2 separate regions of the Homo sapiens genome follow, and region 2 is linked to region 1. The links are chromatin contacts, found by Hi-C or POLR2A ChIA-PET in ENCODE. All regions are on one chromosome and are shown on one strand. Each heading gives the region's core, a stretch centred on a gene start or an enhancer-like site at or near the end of the contact. The rest is flanking DNA. Distances are from core to core; before and after follow the strand shown.

Region 1 (2,850 bases), core at 216-2,715:
TTGATGGATAGATTTGCTATTTATATTTATATATCAATGACTGCTTCCTTTACAAATGGCTAAACCACCCTCAAGTAAAGCAAACACAGAAAATGCATGATTATTCCACATTTTCAGCGAACCTATGGATGCATTTGATTTTATACACATTGGCAGAGTGCAGCCCTTATGTCTTGGAATAGGAAATTCACAAGCCGCCAAAGAGGAAGAGACAGCTCTCATTTTTTGTCTTTAAATACACTCTGTGTCTTTTCTTTGCGATTCATCCAGGCTTTTGCTTCTTATTTGTATTTTGTTTGTTCCTCTGTGAGTTGGAGGTTTTGTTTTTGTTTTCAATACTAAAGGGATGTCCATAAAAGGTCATATTACCATTGAAAATACTTAAGCTCTGTTTTTCCCCTTTCAGAACAATATATCACTTCATTTGCCTAAATTCACTCAGCTTTTGTGGGTTTTCACATGTGTTACTTGAGAATGTTGGCAGATCTGGAATTTTATGAGGAGAACTGCCCTAGAGGTTGCTTTTTTTCAAATCTTATGGAGAAGTTTCTCTCCACAGCTCTCCAGGCTCAGGTCACAAGCTTTCTTTGCAGCATGTCAGGAGGCAATTAGAGCATTTGTTCAGGCTGGAATGCCCTCTTCTCTCAGAGGCTGCTCTTACTGAATTTGTTGGGCTTTTAATGTAATGTTGAAATCTGTTCCTGCTTGACTCCTACAGCTGGTTTTGATCAGGCTCCTCTAAAGAGGAAGTTTCAATTAGCACAGCTCCAAATGTGCTCGGGAGGTATATTTTATGACTACTCAACTAACAGCACTCTTTGTTCCTAGTGGTGTGTGACTCCTTAACAAACACAGCCATTCGTGTGAGTCACGGAGTGACTTTATAGCAAGGCTAGGCTTTGCCAAAACCAGAAGAATGAGACAGCCAAATTGAATTAGTGGTTGAAACACATTAATTTATGCTAGATAAATGTTATTGTGGTCCCGTGGGCAAGTACTCAGGTCATAGGCTTTATGAACTATTTGCAGCAAGAGGGCTTGGTGGCAGTAAATCAGCTCTAGAGCAGGACTTTGCAGAGGACTTACAGCCACTTACTCTCCTGTTTCCTTAAATTGCCTCTGCCATTTTCCCCTCCTTCCACTGAGATAGCTCACCATTTCGTACACAGTTTGTGATATTTAACATATAAGCAGTTGGATTAATGATTTGTGTAGGCTTCGCTTGACTCTGGTTGAGATGTGGCCATCTATTATGCCTGTGGCCCTCGCCACAGGCAGCTGTGTGTTTATCATTCCAGACTACAGATCTCAGTGGGTACAGAGCTCTGGCTCAGCACCAGCTTTCGGAGTCCGTGCAGCTGTGCCGTAAATGGAAACCTTGATGCCTCAAACACAGCACACACAACCAAGTCCTGACAAGGCTGTTTCTCTTCTGGGAAGGAATTAGATCCACTTAAGGCTGGATTATTTCTAGAGTAAGAAAAGTAGAAATAAGTGTTTTCTGGCTGCAAATTGTGGCAAGTGAGAGATGATGCCAAGAAAGAATTATGCATAAATGATAGTGTTTAAACTTGTTTTTATGTGTTTAAATGTGTATCTGCCAAAAATCTGACAAGGCCTTCCTGTTGGCATTTTTTCAGAGAGAGACCACTCACACACCAAGCATTTTCTTAATAAAGAAATAATTGTAAATCACTAGCGTCTAGGCAGGTGATAACCAGTTGACCTTAAACATGATCTCTTGCAAAACCCGGGGAAAACAACGGGCTGGGTAAAGAGTGATGAATCACTGCCTCCCTCCCTCCAAACCACCAAAAATGCCAGAGCATCAGTCAAGTCCCTGGAAATTTAGTGCCATGAATAAGGGGCTAAGCTTCAGACTTACTTCTAGGTTTAAACACTCATGGAACCCTTCTTGGCTTGGCAATCTTGAGCAAATGGCTACTCTCTGTCTGTGTCCTCACATATGAAATGGAGATAGTGGTAATATCTACTTTTGCAGGGCTCTTTTTAAGATTAAAGAAGTTCATGAACGTAAGCCATTAACAAAGGGAATGAGGAACAAGGTTAGCCCTCAACAAACAATAGCTTGCGTTAATTATTGGTATTGCTGTTGTTACTGCTGTGGATCCAAAAGAAGGCCTTCTTTACCTTTTATTTTAATTCCCCAGTGGCTAGTGGAAGGAGCTGCTGGTGCAGTAGAGGTTACCTTTTCCTGGTATAATCTCTCCTTGTAGATGGAAGAATACCCAAGAGCCACTCACCATATTCTGTTCAGCCCGTTGACCTTGACCTGCCTAACCCTTTAGGCTTACACTGCTCTGATGTTTGCTTTTTATGTTTGAAGACAGCTGCTATGACATTTATCATAAATATTTAGCATACAGCAGAAAGGCTTGACACATGTCAGGTTCTCATCACATTTCTCCTGAATTCAATTTTGTGTTAATGAATGCCTATGTATGTGCTTAAAGCTCTATGTTTAGACTTTGGGATAAAACTTCCCCCAAATTCAGCACAATTTCCTAAGATTAGATAAATGATATCTTTTCCAGATTTAGAAAAAAAATGCTGTGTACCCTTTAATCCTGGAAAAACAAAAAGGAAAATAAATACAATCTAGCCTCGGGCCCTTTAAGTTTTCTGAATTAGTTGAATCCTACGTATGTTGCTCCAGCTCAGTTCTCAACTAAAACCCATTAAACTGTTCGGATTTAATGTATCTGTTGCTATGCATTCATTACCTGGTTACTTGGTTGATTTAAATTTTTAAAAAACACACAAATTTAGTCAAAACTTTTTAATCCATCTATGTGTATAAGCACATTAAAATATGTTTTTGTTCTGCTT
Region 2 (2,700 bases), core at 192-2,691, 1.1 Mb before region 1:
CTAGAGACATCTCGCTGGAAAGCTTATTCCTTTTTCTGTGTCTACATCTCCTGTTAGATGGCCCCTCTGCTGTGGCTCTGTAGATTCTACTAACATGACTCCTTTTTTTTATTCTTTAGTCTGCAAGTGGAGATGGAATTCTGTTGCTATTTTCTGAGTTTGTCTCCTTACCTCTAGGGACCTAGCTAGGTAACAGGTAAAAATCAACTGTCTTGTGGAAACGCCACTGCTAGAATGAGTGAACTTCAACTGTTTTTAGGCTTTTTGTTTCTCAAAATTAAAACTGCAGGAAAGGACCAAGCAATTTGCCTAGCATGGATCATTTACCTTTAAGGTAATTTACCTGCCCCTTGGCAAGGGGAGAGCAAAGCACCTGGATTAATAGTCCTAATGCTGAAATCAAGGACAGATAATTCCCCTAAAAGAAATGAGAGTTGTTATCCTAGGTAAGAAACACAGATGCTGCTAAGCTTAAATAATCTATTTCCACTGTATGAGGATGCTGATAATATCTGTCCCATACAATTGTTAGGATTAAAGCGTAAAATTATAAAAGTTAACAGTGCCTGGTAAGTTCATGATAAGGGCTCAATAAATGTTGGGTACTGTTATTAAGATGTTTTCCACATTCGTTTTCAGCTTTTAATATTTTAATTATTTTCCTAAATAAAATTTAGAAACATTTTCCAGGTTTTTAAAAAATTTCTTTGGGATTTTTATTGGACTCAAATTTATAAGTTAGGAAGAACTAATATATAATACTTAGATCTTAAAAACATCAATGATACGTATTTTGATCAAATTTTTATGGTTCCTAGCAAAATTCTGCAGTTTATTTCATGCAACGTCTTAACAACTTTTGTGTTTATTCCTATATATTTTATGATTTCGGATTTTTTTTTTTAAGTCTCTGTTGCCCAGTCTGGAGTGCAGTGGTGCTATCTCAGCTGACTGCAACCTCTGCCTCCCGGGTTCAAGTGATTCTCATACCTCAGCTTCTGGAGTAGCTGGGATTACAGGTGCGCACCACCATGCCTGGCTAATTTTTGTATTTTTAGTAGAGACAGTGTTTTGCCATGTTGGCCAGGCTGCCTTGGCCTCCCAAAGTGCTGGGATTACAGGTGTGAGCCACCGTGCCCGGCTCAGTTGTTACGGTGAATGGGATTCCCCATCTTATGCATAAATTACTGCAGAGACCAGTTACTTCCTAAGGTAGATTAGGTTTGAAAATAGAAATATAGATCCAACAACTACTCAATGTTTGCTATTTGCTTGTTGAGAATCCTTACAGCCTGGCAATTCCAGGGTTATAGAAATCTGGCCCACATTCAGATATAATTGAATTGTCTTTACAGTGTTGACCTGTAGGTGTCACTGTTGGTCAAAGCAATCATCTGTTTAGCAGGGAAGTGAGTTGTGTTGACTTTGTATCCAGGAGGTCACCATGGAAAAGTTTTTGCAGTCAACAGACAATGCCCCACATTTATGAGCTGCTTTACTTTCCAGCACCATTGGTAACTTGCCTTTCCTACTGCCTATAATTGCAGGTTTGTATCTTTTAAGTTAAAAATGTGGCTGGACGTAATGGCTTATCCCTGTAATCCCAACATTTGGGGAGGCTGAGGAGGGAGGGTTGCTTGAGCCCAGAAATTTGAGACAAGCCTAGGCAACATAGTGAGACCCTGTCCTAACAAAACAAAACTTTTTTTAAAAAAATTTTCCATCCATTCTTCTTTCCCTGCAGTGAGCATATGTGTGAGGTTATTCCATTTTGAATAACTCCATGGGTCATTCGTTTTATTTACACTTAAATGATGCTTACTGTGTTCCAGGCACTTTTAAAAGCACTTGGCAAATATAAACCCATGGAATTCTCATAACCCTAGGAAATAGATACTATTATGATCTTCACTTTATTGATTTGGAAACTGAGGCACAGAGAGGTTGAGTAACTTTCCCCAAGTCACACAGCTGATAAATGATGGGGCTGAGATTTGAATCCAAGTAGCCTGGCCTCATAGTATTCTTGTGAATGTGAATAGTGTCCCTGAAATAGCAGAGTTCTTATTTGCTCACCTTCCCTGTCTGACTCTTAATTGTTGACTTTTCCTTTTTTTTGCAGTGTCTTTTATTGTGACATAATCGTAACTTAAAGAAAAGTTGCAAGTACATAGAACTTTTCCCCCTAAATTATTTGAGAATGTTGTTGATCTGATGCCCTGTTACTCCCAAATGCTTTAGTGTATATTTCCCACAGACAAGGACATTTTCCTGCATAACTACATTACAACCATCAAAATCAGAAAATTAGGATTGATGTGTGTATTAGTCTGTTCTCACAGTGCTATAAAGAACTACCTGAGACTGAGTAATTTATGAGAAAAGAGGTTTAATTGACTCACAGTTCCACAGGCTGTACGGGAGGTGTGGCTGGGGAGGCCTCACGAAACTTATCATGGCGGAAGGCGAAGGGAAGCAGGCATGGTCTTCACGTGGTCGGAGCCGGAGGAAGAAAGTGAGGGGGGAAGAGCTACACACTTTTTTTTTTTTTTTTTTTTTTTGAGACGGAGTCTCGCTCTGTCCTCCAGGATGGAGTCCAGTGGCGTGATCTCCGCTCAGTGGTGCGATCTCTGCTCACTGCAAGCTCCGCCTCCCCTCCCGGGTTCACGCCATTGTCCTGCCTCAGCTTCCCAAGTAGCT

Evidence for each region. A loop is a pair of places that touch in the nucleus more often than their neighbours do. ChIA-PET counts read pairs that join two places held with the same protein, here RNA polymerase II (POLR2A). Pooled maps may share reads with other maps.
Region 2: a loop to region 1 is called in a map of MCF 10A, with 5 times the contacts of the local background. The contact joins two enhancer-like sites. A Hi-C loop is called at or near these places in 1 of 168 maps with a recorded cell type or tissue (MCF 10A) and 2 of 50 pooled maps. POLR2A ChIA-PET finds 5 or more read pairs at or near these places in 1 of 52 experiments (OCI-LY7).

Annotation. Positions count from the first base shown.
Region 1 is chr5:125,483,331-125,486,180 of GRCh38, reverse strand. The region is part of intron 8 of LOC124901056 (a long non-coding RNA gene); the gene reads left to right. Among named protein-coding and RNA genes, the nearest start is that of LINC02240, 8.5 kb to the left of the region's middle. Within about 2 kb of position 1,465, at least 26 of the 41 ENCODE cell types and tissues checked have a DNase peak (open chromatin) inside an H3K27ac peak, as active enhancers do.
Region 2 is chr5:126,538,017-126,540,716 of GRCh38, reverse strand. No RefSeq gene overlaps it. Among named protein-coding and RNA genes, the nearest start is that of ALDH7A1, 56 kb to the left of the region's middle. Within about 2 kb of position 1,441, at least 6 of the 41 ENCODE cell types and tissues checked have a DNase peak (open chromatin) inside an H3K27ac peak, as active enhancers do.